Linked DNA regions of Homo sapiens: region 1 is linked to region 2. The links are chromatin loops, found by intact Hi-C in ENCODE. Cell type or tissue: mammary epithelial cell. All regions are shown on one strand.

Evidence for each region. Peaks named below come from ENCODE experiments on the same cell type or tissue, not always from the same donor. Only the 100,000 strongest peaks of a DNase experiment are listed, where the experiment ranks them.
Region 1: a loop joins it to region 2, with 14 times the contacts of the local background. A loop is called at or near these places in 81 of 110 quality-filtered maps.

Annotation. Positions count from the first base shown.
Region 1 is chr2:25,661,864-25,669,863 of GRCh38, forward strand. The region is part of intron 1 of DTNB (dystrobrevin beta); the gene reads right to left. Among named protein-coding and RNA genes, the nearest start is that of DTNB, 7.7 kb to the right of the region's middle. In mammary epithelial cell, a CTCF peak has its summit at 3,021 (motif pointing left); a DNase peak (open chromatin) is centred at 3,008; H3K27ac peaks cover 336 bases.
Region 2 is chr2:25,603,197-25,611,196 of GRCh38, forward strand. It overlaps DTNB (dystrobrevin beta), which reads right to left. Exons shown (of 21, transcript NM_021907.5): 5 at 4,040-4,125. Among named protein-coding and RNA genes, the nearest start is that of DTNB, 66 kb to the right of the region's middle. RefSeq lists a silencer at 1,382-1,615. In mammary epithelial cell, a CTCF peak has its summit at 3,892 (motif pointing right); no DNase peak of the experiment used is centred here.

The sequences.
Region 1 (8,000 bases), 59 kb after region 2:
ATGGATATAGGCCAGGCGCAGTGGCTCCCACCTGTAATCCCAGTATTTTGGGAGGCTGAGGCAGGTGGATTACCTAAGGTCAGGAGTTGGAGACCAGCCTGCCCTACATGGTGAAACCCCGTCTCTACTAAAAATACAAAAAATTAGCTGGGCATGGTCGTGGGCGCCTGTAGTCCCAGCTACTCGGGAGGCTGAGGCAGGAGAACTGCTTGAACCCAGGAGGTGGAGGCTGCAAGGAGCTGAGATTGTGTCACTGCACGCCAGCCTGGGTGACAGAGCGAGACTCCGTCTCAAAAAAAAAAAAACAAAAAAAACAAATGGATGTATCTAATTACCCAGAAATTCCCTTTTTACAACTATGTCCTGAGGAGACACATACAAGAATGCTTATGATGATATTGTTTCTAAACACAAAATCAGAAACAACCTAAATGTCCATCAACAGAAGCATGGGAAAATAAAATTATAGTATAGTCAATCGCACAACAGAATAAAGCAGGGCTACATTTATCGAGATGGATCAATTTCACAATATTAAGTGAAAAAAGTTACAAGAGAATACATAAAAAATAATATTATTTCCATAAAGCTTAAAAACATGCATATTAACAGAAGCAGGACTGGGACTATGGTGATGTGAACGAGGTACCTGGGGCACAAAATTTAAGGAAGCATCACCCTGGGGGTCATGCAAGCCCATGGCTGAGGGGCTCCTTACATTGGGGACCTAGGTGCCTCCTCATCTCACCCTGGCCCTGGCCCTGAATATAACATACAAATATACAAATACACACACACACACACACACACACACACAAACACACACACACACACACACACACACAGCAAAAGTATAAAGAAGTATATGGAAATGGTAATCATCAAATTCAGAAAAGAGAGTATCTCTGGGGATGGAAACAGAATTATGACCGCAGAGGTATACCAACTCCACTGGCTATATTTTCTTTCTTAGGCTGGGTTCTAGGTACAATATAGTCTTCTTTTTTTGTGCTCCATTTACTTAAGTGGAAACATATTTTTTTAATTTTACTTTAAGTTCTGCGATACATGTGCAGAACGTGCAGGCTTGTTACATGGGTATACATGTGCCATGGTGGTCTGCTGCACCTATTGACCCGCCATCTAAGTTTTAAGCCCTGCATGCATTAGGTATTTGTCCTAATGCTCTCCCTCCCCTTGGCCCCCACCCCCCAACAGGCCCCTGTGTGTGTTGTTCCCTTCCCTGTATCCATGTGTTCTCACTGTTCAACTCCCACTTATGAGTGAGAACATGCGGTATTCTGTTTTCTGTTCCTGTGTTGGTCTGCTGAGAATGATGGCTTCCAGCTTCATCCATGTCCCTGCAAGGACATGAACTCATTCTTTTTTTATGGCTGCACAGCATTCGATGGTGTGTATGTGCCATATTTTCTTTATCCGTTCTATTATTAATGGGCATTTGGGTTGGTTCCAAGTCTTCGCTATTGTAAATAGTGCTGCAATAAACACAATGTGCATGTGTCTTTATAGGAGAATGATTTATAACCCTTTGGGTATATACCCAGTAATGGGATTGCTGGGTCAAACGTTATTTCTGGTTCTAGATCCTCGAGGAATCCCCACACCATCTTCCACAATGGTTGAACAATATATTATTCTTTATGCTTTATATGTACTATTTCTTTATAACATTTTAGATCATCTACTTTTAGTAAATTCTCTGGTAAGTCTTATCCTGAGTGTTTTAGCGGGGGTGGGGAGCACAGTTCTCCATATATTTCCATATATTTTATTATTGAAACAGAGTATACCAAATACCATAAGCTCTGTACTTTTATCCAAATATACATGAACTCCCATGAACTCTAAAATTTGGTACAATAGCCATCATTTCAAAATCTTCAGCAACGTGTTCTACCAGTATCTCAACAACAGTTGCTAATACAGGATACTTTTCAGTTTTACACCAAACTCAAATTATTTATCTATATATCATTTCAGCCACTGTTACCAAACAAGAAGAACAAGAGTTTATGACTTTTTGTCTTTTATTCCTAAACCTCAAAAGGAACTTCTAAAAATGTATTATTAACCTTAATAAAATTTTAAGGTACTGGATTATGACTGACAATCACTGAAAAACATCAATAAGTCTGTCTTTATATTCTGAATATTTAGTTTTTAAATATCTCAATTTATAAGATTAGCCCATAATATCATTAGTAAATACCTTCAGGTACAATGTACTCAACAGTGTATATAAGTCCATATTTTAAATAGTATTTTTAGTAATTCTAAGCTATTTTTTATTACTGCTTTTTCATCAATCTGATGAGATCACCATTGTTTTTATATTATGCATTTGACTGACAAGTTCATAATATAAATAGAAGTATCCACTCTGTTTCTTTCTGGCTGTTCACGTGTATTTGTATTATTACTTCAATCTTCTGCTGACTCTGAAACTTCAATCTGCATTTTCTTTGCAGGAATCTTTGTGAGCCATCTGTCTATTTAGCAAAGTTCATTTTATTCAAATCAGGTAATATGATCTGAAAGACCACTAAACCCAGCAGAGGTGAACTAAAACATGTGCTAAAACAATATAAGCAGGTAAATAAGGAGGATCACAGTATCAGCCCCTCCAGGCGGTGGGGTTCCCTAGCTTACCGTACGTGACAGACATCATCAGACACACAGATGAAGTAAAGTGTCAACCTATGGGTCAAATACTGGTAAAACTTGATTGCTCATATTTTCTTGTAACACCCTGCCTAGAGGATCATTTTACATACCTCCCACTTTGGAGACTATTGCTCTTTTTAAAAGTAGGTGAGAAGACAAGACCGTGCTGAGCTTGAGGAGATTTTCAGGATTAGGGGTGTTAGAAGTAGAGAGGAAACTAAAGTCTAAGTGGTCAGGTAACTTGGCCTGAAGTTGCAAAGCTAGGAATCTGCGGAGTTGACCATGACGATGCTAAAGCGCTAGAGCCCATTTTCTTTCTATTGTGTCACATCGCCCCCTCCAGGGCAACATGAGGCCTCAAGGAATAAGGAAAGAACACAGGTCCCAAAACTGTGGTGCTGGATCAGACCTTAAATCATGGAGCTAAGTAGGATCTGAAGAGAGTGCAGCAAAAAGTTTGGATCCTTGTTAGTTCTTACACTCTGTTCTATTCATAGAAAATAGAGTGTTTCACACCTGGACTACGTCTACACGCAGAAGTTACGTAACTCCCACAGTAAAGACTAAAGGAAAAGGAGAGAAGGCTTTGGAAGTGTCTCCAGGATGTCTCTGTACATGCCTTTGTGTTAAATAGCCTTTATTTCCTTTCCATCTTTTTGTTAATTTCTTAACCCTGCCAGCTCTCAGCTACGTCAAAGCATCCAAGTATTGAAATTTCTTATGTAAGTTCACCACCTCCCACCATCTCCCTGTCAGTTTTTCTTTGGATGTCCATTTAATTAAGAAGTCAGTGAGGGGCCAGGCGCGGTGGCTCATGCCTGTAATCCCAGCACCTTGGGAGGCTGAGGCGGGTGGATCACGAGGTCAGGAGATGGAGACCATCCTGGCTAACACAATGAAACCCAGTCTCTAATAAAAATAGAAAAAAATAGCCAGATATGGTGACATGCGCCTATAGTCCCAGCTACTTGGGAGGCTGAGGCAAGAGAATCCCTTGAACCCAGGAGGTAGAGGTTACAATGAGCTGAGATCGTGCCACTGCACTCCAGCCTGGATGACAGAGCAAGACTCCGTCTCAAAAAAAAAAAAAGTTAGTGATGACTAAGACTCTCATTAACACTTAGTTACAACAAGCCAAACTTTATTGAAAGAGAACTTCCTTGCTTATTTCAGAAAAATTCTCAAATATTCTTCCTTTAATACTTCTTTTCTCTTCTCTTTCAGATTTAAAAAAAAAAAAAAAAGGCCAGGGAAAATAAATGTTCATAAAACCTTAAAGATTTGCTTTTTACAAATCTGAGAGAGTTCTCTAGGTTCCAATAAAAAAATTCAGTAACTGCACTCCACTACAACAAAGAGTTCTGAGTAGCTAAATAACCTCACGGGGCTGTGGTAACTCTTAAATCAATATCATGTAAAGCATTTAGCACAATGGCATCCAGTAAGAGCCCAATAAATGTTAGCTACTATTATTGATATTATTAGGTACTATTCAAATATAGTGAAGTTACGATGATATTTAGTCCAAACCTGATTACTACAGCATTTCAGCCCTATTTTAACTTATATATAATGTTAGTATACAAAAATTCAAGTTTAAAATGTGTTTTCTTTAAAGGTTGTGAGGTTTTTTGTTAAAAGTGAATTAACAAGTAAATCATATACATCTGTTTCTCTCAGTTACCTACAACTCAGAGAGATCTGTCCTATTCTTGACATGTTAAAGAAGGGAAAAAATAATTTCAAGAAATGCCCCAAAAAAAGGCCTCCATAAAATTCAACACCCAATTAAAAATATTTACCAAGAACAGAAGAAAACTTCCTTAAATTGACAAAAGACATCTTCCAAAAACCAACAGTAAACATCATATCTAACAGTGAAACACTGGAAACATTACCACTCAGGAAAAAGATTAAAATGCCCATTATTATACTTATTCTTGTACTGGAAGGCCTAGGCAATGCCATAACAAAGAAAAAAGTCTTTGTATAAAGTTGAGAAAGGAGCTTGGCTAATTAAATCTTCTAGAAAGTGGCCAGTAAGTACATTCTTTGATGCATCCTCTCTGCTCTAAATACACAATAATGGATAAAATATTTTTTAACAATTTTTTTTAATTAGGCTCAAAAACAAGATAAACCTCTATTTGGAGAAACAGAATAGATACACAAAGTTGCAAGCAGGACTGAAGCTCTAGGCTTGCTGGATCCGGAGTCTAGACCAGGTGTGCACTTCCTGCAGGTAGTAATGACAGAAAGCAAAGGAGGATGAAGAAACGGAGATATCTGGGCCAGACCCACTGCTCAAGGCCAGCAATGATGCTGGAGCTGAAAGGAAGCTAAAAAATACTGCTGCCAATCTCTGCCTAGAACTACAGTTTATCTAATACTCTAGGCTTAGATAAGTGGGAAGATATAAACAGCCTCAGGACCATACTCTATGAGAGGATCGAAAATAGCCCAATTAACTCAAAGGGCAGGACCCTTGACCCACAATTATCATATCTGATTCTAGACTGAGGCCCAGTAGGTCAGCTGAAGCACCTGAAATATCACCACACAGAGGACAGTGGGCACAGAAGAAAACAAAATTAAAAAAAAAAAAAAGAAAAGAAAACAAAATCAAAAGCACTCACTCTGAAAATGGGTCTGTAATTTGGCTGGGTGTGGTGGCTCACGTCTTTAATCCCAACACTTTGGGAGGCTGTGGCAGGCGAATCACTTGAGGTCAGGAGTTTGAGACCAGCCTGGCCAACATGGTGAAACCCTGTCTCTACTAAAAATACAAAAATTAGCCAGGCGTGGTGGCGGGTGCCTATAATCCCAGCTACTCGGGAGGCTGAGGCAGGAGAATCGCTTGAACCTGGGAGGTAGAGGCAGAGGCTGCAGTGAGCTGAGATCATGCCACTGTATTCCACCCTAGGCGACAGAGCCAGACTCCATCTCAAAAAAAAAAGTCTGTACTTCAAAACACATGAAGAGATACACTGCAAGAAAGACAGCCAACAAAACCAATGACTAAATATTATTCCAGGTGAAGTTTAACTTTACAGAACAGTCTGACATACTTATTATATAAGTACATTTAGGGTACTTGGACATAAATTTTAAAAATTATTGGGAATGCAAATGATACAGTCACTTTGAAAGATAGTTTAATAGTTTCCTACAAAGCTTGATATATTCTTACCATTCGACCCAGCAATCACTCTCCTAGGTATTTTCCCAAGTGAGTTACAAATTTAATGTCTACACAAAAACCTGCACACGGATGTTTATAGCAGTTTTATTCAAAAATTGCCAAAAACTAGAAGCAACCAAGATGTCCTTCAGTAGGTGAACGAATAAACAAACTGTGGTGCTTCCATAAAAAGGAATATTATCATTCGGCGCTAAAAAGAAATGAGCTGGCCGGACGCGGTGGCTCACGCATGTAATCCCAGCACTTTGGGAGGCCAAGGCAGGCGGATCATGAGGTCAGGAGATCGAGACCATCCTGGTTAACATGGTGAAACCCCGTCTCTACTAAAAATACAAAAAATTAGCCAGGCATGGTGGCGGACGCCTGTAGTCCCAGCTACTCGGGAGGCTGAGGCAGGAGAATGGTGTGAATCCGGGAGGCAGAGCTCGCAGTGAGCCGAGATCGCGCCACTGCACTCCAGCCTGGGCCACAGAGTGAGACTCAGTCTCAAAAAATAAAAATAAAAAAAAGAAATGAGCTATCAAGTCGCAAAAAAGACTTAGAGGAAACTTAAATGCATACTGCTAAGCAAAAGAAGCCAATCTGAGTAGGCTCCATACTACATGATTCCAAATCTATGACATTTCCAACTCTGGAAAAGGTAAAACTATAGCCATGTAATGACATTTATTCTGTCTGTACTGTTGAGTATTTTACAAGTGAGCCCCTTGCAGGGTTGTAGCATGCAGTCATGCCATGTAAATGATACATGACATTACGCACTTGTCAAAACCCATAGAACTATACAATACAAAGAGTGAACTCTAAATCATGAACTTTAACAACAATGTATCAATATTAGTTTATCAATTATAATAAATGTAGCATACTAATGCAAGATGTTAATAATAGGAGAAACCATATGGGAAAGAGTGGGTATATGGAAACTCCATACTATTCAGCCACATTGGTCAAAATTGTGTTAATCTATTTTTATTCCATTATGTATATTGTTTTAAAAACTGTATTACTGACAATTGCACTTGAGTACATACACAAAAGAAATGGAAACAGAGACTTAAACAGACATACAGATACCAATGTTCATAGCAGCACTCCTTGTAATGGCCAAAACGGGGAAACAACCCAAATGTCCATCAATGAATGAATAAACAAAATGTGGTATATTCATACCATGGAATATTATTCAGCCTTAAAAAGGAAATTTTCACACATGCTACAATATGAATGAACTTTAAGGACATTATACTAAGTGAAATCAGCCAGATACAAAAGGGCAAATATTGTAATGATTCCATTCATATGAGGTACCTAGAGTAGTCGAATTCATAGAGACAGAAAGTAGAATGGTGGTTGCCAGGCGCTGAGGGAAGAATGGGGAGCTGGTGTTTAAGGGGTACAGAGTTTCAGTTGGGGATGATGAAAAAGCTCTGGAGACAGTGGTGATGGCTGTGCAACAATGTGAATGTATTTCATGCTACAGAACTGTACACTTACAATGGTTAAAATTGTTATTTTTATGTTATGTGTATTTTACTATAATAAAAAAAGTTAGAGTGCTGAAAAACTGGTCATCCAAATTGAAAAAAAAATTGTATCTTTTCATTATACCATACATAGAAATAAATTCCATCTGGAAAGCAAAACTTTTTTAAACTTTTGGAAGAAACTCTAAGAATATATCATTAACACCATGAGAGACAGAAAATTTTCTTAAACCAGATACACACCCAAAAAAAGACAAGCCATTTAAGGGAAATTTTTCATAAATATGACATTAAACTTAAATGGTATATACAACCAAATACATTGTTAACAAAGGGAAAGAAAAGCCTAGGGCTGGCAGGATGCATTTGCAACACACAGACCCACTGAAGAATCAGCATCTAAAGGAACCCAACTGTTCCTCAGTGAGTAAAAGGACACGTGCGCTGTGATGTAAGTCCACAACCGGGCCAGGTGCAGGGGCTCATGCCTGTAATCCCAACGCTTTGGGAGGATCACTTGCCAGCCTGAGCAACATGGCGAGACTGCATCTCTACAAAAAATTTTAAATGGTGGCACGCAAGTGTAGTCCCAGCTACTTGGGAGAATCACTTGAGCCCTGGAGTGC
Region 2 (8,000 bases):
ATAGCAGAATTAAAGTAAATAAATTGCACAGTCAAATTAATTGATAATTAAGCATGTTTTAATACATAATGGGCTTTACAGTCTACAAATTTTGTTTCCTTGAGTTATATTTTGGGTTTCTGACATTACTGAATTTTGATTGTGCTTTTAATTAAAGTCCATATTCCGATTATAAATCATTGGTATTTAGAATCCTGATAAAAGTTACCTCCGAATCTAGGACATAGTCTCTAATGGCCACAACAATGAACCATCTCTGTAAATGAATGCTACCTGGAGACAGAAACTCTCTTAAGACAAATCTGAAAAATCTAAGAAATGTTTTAAACAGAAAGTACAAATATTTGTTCAGTCATTCAAATGCTATCTTGATACTAAAACCAAAAACCCCATGTCAAATAAAAAAGGTAGAGAGGAGAAAATCATAGGAAAAATTCTAAGAAAGTAAAAAGCAGGAAGATCAAAGCAGAAAAAAAAAAGTAGAAATGCTAAAACATTCCATAAATGAGAAAACTTAATATAACAGGAGCATTAATAGAGGTAACAACAGAGAGTCCAGTCAGTAGAAGGAGGTTGGAGCAAACAAGAAGAACCAAAACAATGGAATAATTAGGTATGAGAAAGTGAATAAACAATCAAAGATCATTTGCTGTTACAATACAGTGTTACTTCTCTCTTTTGGCTGCACAATTATTCAGCCACCTCAACTAAGTAGGACATTGCTGAGAACCAGAAAACAAGGAGGGAAAGGTTCTGAAAATAGCCAAAGCTAACAATCATACTACACAAGCTCAAGTGCTTCTCTCATAACAATCACTTTAAATCCTTATTTTAAATAGAATGCTAAGAGGTTTGGTTATTACTTCTCTGTCCGTAGCATATTAAAAGTAGTAAGTCAGAAGCAAGGAGAGATTTCCAGAGAGTGGAGCACCAAAAACACATAACATCATATTTGCCAGTGATAAAGGACATACACAAACCACTGCCGCCACCACCACCACCACCACCAACAACAACAAAAAACTCAAGAACTGAAAAAGCATAATAGTCTCAAAATAGGAGGAGTAGACAAACCAAGCTTCACAATCAGCCCTAAATCCTAAATGCATCAGAAAATGGCATCCTTAAGAGATGAAAATGTTAAAAGTATAATCAGTGAGTTCTCGTTTCTTTCTTTTCTTTTTTTTCTCTCTCTCCCTTCTTTCTCTCTCTCTCTCTCTTTCTTTTCTTGAGACAGTCTCACTCCACTACCCAGGCTGCAGTGCAGTGACATGACCATAGCTCACTGCAGCCTCGAACTTCTAGCCTCAAGTGATCCTCCTGGCTCAGCTTCCTGAGGAGCTGGGACCTCAGGTATGTACTGCCATGCCAAACTAACTTTTTAAATTACTTTTATTTTTATTTATTTATTTTTTTGAGACAGTCTCACTCCGTCGGCCAGGCTAGAGTGCAGTGGCATGCTCTTGGCTCACTACAACCTCCATCTCCTGGGCTCAAGCAATTCTGCCTCAGCCTCCCGAGTAGCTGGGATTATAGGCATGTGCCACCATGCCCAGCTAATTTTTGTATTTTTAGTAGAGACAAGGTTTCACCATGTTGGCCAGGCTGGTCTCAAACTCCTGGCCTCAGGTGATCCACCCCAACCTCCCAAAGTGCTGGGATTACAGGCGGGAGCCACTGCACCCGGCCTTAAAATTGCTTTTATAGATACACAGTCTCACTACGTTGCCCAGGCTGGTCTCAAACTCCTGGCCTCAAGTGATCCTCCCACCTCAGCCTCCCAAAGTGCTGGGATGACAGGCATGAGCCACTGCACCCAGCCAAGTTCTGTTTAAAATGGAAGGGGCAAGCCACATTTTAAAGTGTTTTCCACCTTGGAAGATTAAAAAGTAGAGATAGGCTTCCCTACCCAAGTATTTTACTTATGTTGAACATCTCAAGCCCAAGCCAAGATAATTACAGTACAACAAAAATAATGAAACAGACCTACAACTAGCAGAGAAACTATAATTTTTAGCAAGGAAAAGATAAACCACACTTGAAATCTACTTGAATCAGATAAACACAGTGATTGGTAACCCAGCACAGTCTGTATCACAGCCATCCAAACACTATTGCAATGACTTGGGGTCCTGAGCATGCTGACATGTCACCTTTGGCTTGGCCCGTGGGCTTTTGCACCACTTCAATCTTGGTCACTTCGTGTTCCTCCAAAAAGTTCAGAAGCCACATCAAAAAAACTGCTATCACCTGGATCCCTTCCAAACCGAGAACTAGAATTTGCGCCTTTTCACTAACAGTTATAACGCAGAACTGGAGTAATTTTATTATTCAATCAACAATTTACATTTGACAAAATTTTAAGTATTTACCATATGCCAGGTGAGCTGGCTCTATGTAAATATAGTAGACTTTAAAGAAATTTAAAGATTCCAGAGTCATCTAGAATACAGTTAATTTTCTGCTAATGTATTTTTCTACTACTGTATTTTTCAACCAGTCTCCCCAATATTAATAAAGATGGTATATATATTCTTTATCTGGTATCAGCATCATTAAAAATTAGACAAGACTACAACTTTTCTTTGTGTTTGATGAAATATACTTTCATACATATTATCTTCCTCAGAAAAACATATTTTTATATTTTACAAAAATATAAAAGGAATTTCAGCCCAAAGAATATTTTGGGATATACCATGTGAAAAACCTCAGAAGAATATTTAAATAAAACCATAATTCTTATTACCAAAAACATGTTCTATATTGCAGCTAACTTTGAAATGAAGATAAACTGGATAACAGTTGACCAAATACATTAAGATCTTTCTTTGGAATATCTAAATCTATATCTAATGGGCCATCTAGCTTTCCAACTTTCAGTGTCATGGTAAAGTAAGAAAAAGCACAAAAAACAAATACACCTATGAAGTAATCTTGCCGAAAAACTTGTATTAATACTTGAATCTGATCAAACCTCTGTATCTTTCAATTTAAAAAAAAAAAGGGCATGGAGGAATATTGCAAGGACTCAGTCATCCAAATCCGGGCTCACAGGGTACCACACTACCACACTACCTCATTAAGACTTCAGTCTCATCCCTTGAAAGCTGGCATCCAGTTTCCTACTCTGTGGCTACTGCTTTATGGCACTCTGAACACTGTACTGAAATTACACGTGTGTCTCCTGCTACAGCACTAGCACAGGGGAGCACAATCACATAGCTCAGAACAGGGCTCTGACATCTGAGTTAAAACCCCAGCTTTGCCCCCTTGGTTAACTCATCGATAAAATGAAGAAAATATCACCTGCTGCTCAAAGGAATTTTAAGGATTCCATGAGAAAATACATGTAAAGCACCTAGCACAATTCTTGGCATATCTTAGGGAGTTAATAACTAATAACTGAATAAATAAAAACCATAAGCAGCAAAATTAAATAGTTGTGAATTTCATCTCTTTTGATTTCATCTAATCACCTTCTTATAGTATCTAATGAATGGTAAAATGCCAAAATGACTAATGGTTAAAAAAAAATTAGCAAAGATAACAGGAATTTTTTTAAAAAAACAGGTCATCAGCTTCTAAATAACTGTGGCTGACTCTAGAGTAGTAAGGAATAATGTAATCACAGCAAACATCACCTGATGAAGAATGGAGTTATTAAGAGCTAAACCAGACCGAACTCAGTAAAAGCAATCAAATTTACTTTAACTAAAAGTTCTCAATATAATCATTTTCAAGCATAATTTTAATAATGTGGAAAACATTTCTAAAATAAGTTTTTAAATGTCAGCATTATGATTCTGAGTCTTTTCCATTTTCTCACTAAAAAGGACTAACAATAAATTAAATTAACCAACTTTTCCATCTGAACAGTAGGTGGCATAACTCACCTACTGTGAGCCAGCTGCTGCAGCGTGAGTGACATGGTAATTTTTTTAAAAGCTCAATATAACATCATTCAAAATTCTGACAATATTCATTTAAAAGTCCTAATTTGAAAATGGCATTTTTCAAATAATATGAAAATACTTACATCTCAATTTGTCCAGCATTTTTCCACCACACATGGTTGCTAACATAGCTTTAACTGAAAATACCGTCAACTTGCCTCGGCCCTCACTGCAAAATAAATTATATTAGAAATAATTGCTATCTGAAACCACAAAAGGACTCGAATGTATCACTAAATACTGAGCAACCCAGTAAGTTGATTCCTGACCTTGTCTGTTACAATTTTACCACATTTAGAAACCCTGGATTTTTTTTTTTTCATTTGTAGAATTAAGACTTCACCTATGCTAGGTGAAGAATGCTAAAGCTAGCCTGAATTTTCTGGAAGTTTTAGAAACATTCTATGTAATTTCTGTTGGCTATGTAGCAGAGGTCAAATGGATGAACCTGAAGTGAATTTCCTATTAATTAAACCCATTAAATCCACAGCTGTAGTTCTTAAGTATTCAAAACTGAGGGGCCACCTGGTTTGAATATAATTCAGAAACATAACCTTACATCAGGATATTACAACAATGGTTTCTTGTTACATACTAAACAACAGGGTGCATCTTACTATGAAGATTTTATAGTACATTCATCTTTGTTTTTACTGTAACAACCTTTATGTTACCACGTGTTTATTCTAAGAAGCTCAATCACACCTGTCTCAGATCTTCTAATACACCACTGTAAGAAAAGTGAAGAGGAAGGGATAGTAACATTAATTCTTCTTTAGGAACTGGAAAGACGAAATGTAGAAGAACATAAATGAATCACCTAAGGTAATGCTGCACACCACCAGCAGAACCAAGACAATATCACCGAGGCCCCTGACCCAAAGTGTCCACGGCTTCATTCACTCAACTATGCCCTGGTTTCACAGCAGATAAAAACTTCACTAGTTGGTTGTTAAAGTTATCACAGGTAAGCCAAGAATGTGCTTTTTGTGTTAATTTTTAAAAGCTTGTGTTCACAATGTTTCATTGTAACTTAGAGTAAAACACTTTTGCAATAATGAGAGCTATACCTTCTTTGTTTAGAAAAAGAATGTATCATCCTATTTATATCCACAATGGTTCTAATACAGTGTTTCCCATTTTCCACACTGTCTTTATATACAGAAAGATCACACCTGAAAAAAGGCAAATAGCCTATACGCTAGAAAATTATCTGTGAAAACACCACCAGGAAATATCAATATTTGTTACAGTTGAGCTTTTAACTATAACATCTCCTTGAGTTTATTCATAAAACAAAATAGGAATGACTGCAACTAGCTAAAATTAGAATGGGGTTTTTAAAATATATTGTTCTTCAGAAATAAAGATACAGCTCCATGTACAAAGCAATATGGCACCCATAAATAAGGCATATTCCTGCATCAAATATCTACTGCATTATGTAAGAAAAGCTAGTGGTTATAAGATAGATCATTAGGTTAAAAGGAATGGGTTTCTAAGACTGATACAGAGCTTTTACAGTGGACTTTCTTTTTTGACACCAAGCACTTGAAAGCTGAGTCTACATTTAAGCACACCCTACCTTATGGGACAAGTAGACTTTCCACTACTAAAGTACAAAGAAGGAAAAAAAAACATATATTTGCTTTCTCATCTTTCTCTGAAACTAGGATAGGGGCACATAACAGAGCTCCACCAATAAAATGCACTATGCTAGATTTCAAGGGGGTAAATATTAACTTGGAGAAGCAGGAACTCCAGAAGAATCCACCTAGTGGGGATGGCAGCAGTAGGGGCAGCTACATTCAGTGTTCTGGGGCAGCAGAGATAATGATTCTTGGGGCAGCACCCAGAGCCCAGCATCAGTGGTGTTTGGAGCACAAGCAGCAAGGTCTGTGGCCAGAGAGGTGTCTTCATGAGAGTTCTGTGCAATCATTTTGCACTATGTTCCTAGCAGTGTAGTTTTCAAGCCTACTTTCCCAACCTACTTACAGAATCTGTGGGTCACCCTTTTAATTAATTAGCCAGAGATGGTATCTATTACTTACAACTAAGAACTCTGATGGATACAGCTTCTAACCTGAAGTAAAGTGGCCCACAAAGATGAAGCAACAAAAGAAACTATTGCTGAAGTCCAGAGTGGGATTAAGAATGCCTGATGGGCCGGGTACAGTGGCTCACGCCTGTAATCCCAGCACTTTGGGAGGCCGAGGCAGGCAGATCACCTGAGGTCGGGAGTTCAAGACCAGCCTGACCAACATGAAGAAACTCCGTCTCTACTAAAAATACAAAATTAGCCAGGTGTGGTGGCGCATGCCTGTAATCCCAGCTACTCAGAAGGCTGAGGCAGGAAAATTGCTTGAACCCAGGAGGCGGAGGTTGCAGTGAGCTGAGATAGCATCATCTCTTGTTGCCTGGGCAACAAGAGCGAAACTCTTTCAAAAAAAAAAAAAAAACTTGTTATATATGTTGCTATGCATAAACATTTCCATAATAGAATGTACACACACACACACACACACACACACACACACACACACACACACACACACAAAATTAAAAATACCAAGGCTTAGGCCCAACCCTTAGAGATCCTAATTATTTGGCCTAGGGTGGGGCGTTGACACTGGTAATTCTTAGGAGTTCCCCAAGTGATTCAAAACAGCCAGAATTGAGAACCACTGACCCAAAACAAATCAACTTTATAAAAAGAAAAGAAAAAAAGACACAAGAGAAAAAGGGAAGCTGCATTCACATACACAAAATAGACATGGAAGAAATACAAATGACTATTAAGTGCATGAAAAGACACTGACCTTAATTAATAATAAAAGGAACAGAAATCTCAAAAATAATGAGATAAATTTTGTAGATGTCATAAGTTACTGTTTCCAAAGACTGTCCTCAGTCTAAGCAGTGTGAAGTCTGACTTAGGTGAACTATATTTTTTTTGTTGTTGTCTTGTTTTGTTTTGAGACAGGGTCTCCCTCTGTCGCCCAGGCTGAAATACAGTGGCGTGATCACAGCACACTGCAGCCTCAACCTCCTGGGCTCAAACAATCCTCCCACCTTCGCCTCCTGAGTAGCTGGGACCACAGGCACATGCCACCACACCTGGCTTGAAAGATTTTTAAAGAAATAGTTTAGCTACACTTCCTTTTATTTTGTAATGTAATATTTATCACTTTCATAATTGATTACTTTTTAAATGATCACTTTAAAGAGAGAGAGAGTATATGTGCCAGGAAAAAGTAAGTAATCTCTCTGGTTTTATATAATTTTAAGCTCTAACCATGATCAACGATTATGCCTTTAGTTAATTCTGTATGGTATCCTTTTTAACTTTTCATTAAAGTATAATGAACCTATAGAAAAGTGCATAATTCATGAATGAACTTTCACAAAATGTTCCCTCATGAACATTTAAAGTTCACTGAATGAACTTTCACAAAATAAATACCCAGGTAACTAACCAGCACTCAGGTCAAAAGACAGAACATTACTAGCACCCAGAAGCACCTCTTTCCTAAACCCACTTCCCACCGTGGTAACTTCTATCCTTTTTTTTTTTTGAGACAGAATCTCTCTCTGTTGCCCAGGCTGGAGTGCAGTGGTGTGATCTTGGCTCACTGTAACTTCCACCTCTTGGGTTCAAGTGATTCTCGTGCCTTAGCCTCCCGAGTAGCTGGGATTACAGGTGCACACCACCATGCCCAGATAATCTTTTTATTTTTAGTAGATACAGGGTTTCACGATGTTGGCCAGGCTGGTTTAGAACTCCTGACTTCAGGTGATCCACCCACCTCGGCCTCCCAAAGTGCTGGGATTGCAGGCGTGAGCCACTGCACCCAGCCCAGTAACATCTATCCTGACTTCTAGTATCATAGGTCAGATTTGGCAGCAATTGAACTTCATACAAATGGAATCTTACAGTATGCACTCTTTTGTGTCTGGCTTCTTTCACTCAACAAAATATCTACAAGATTTTTTATGTTGTTACATATATTAGTTCATCCTGCTATGCAGCATTCTGTTGTATGA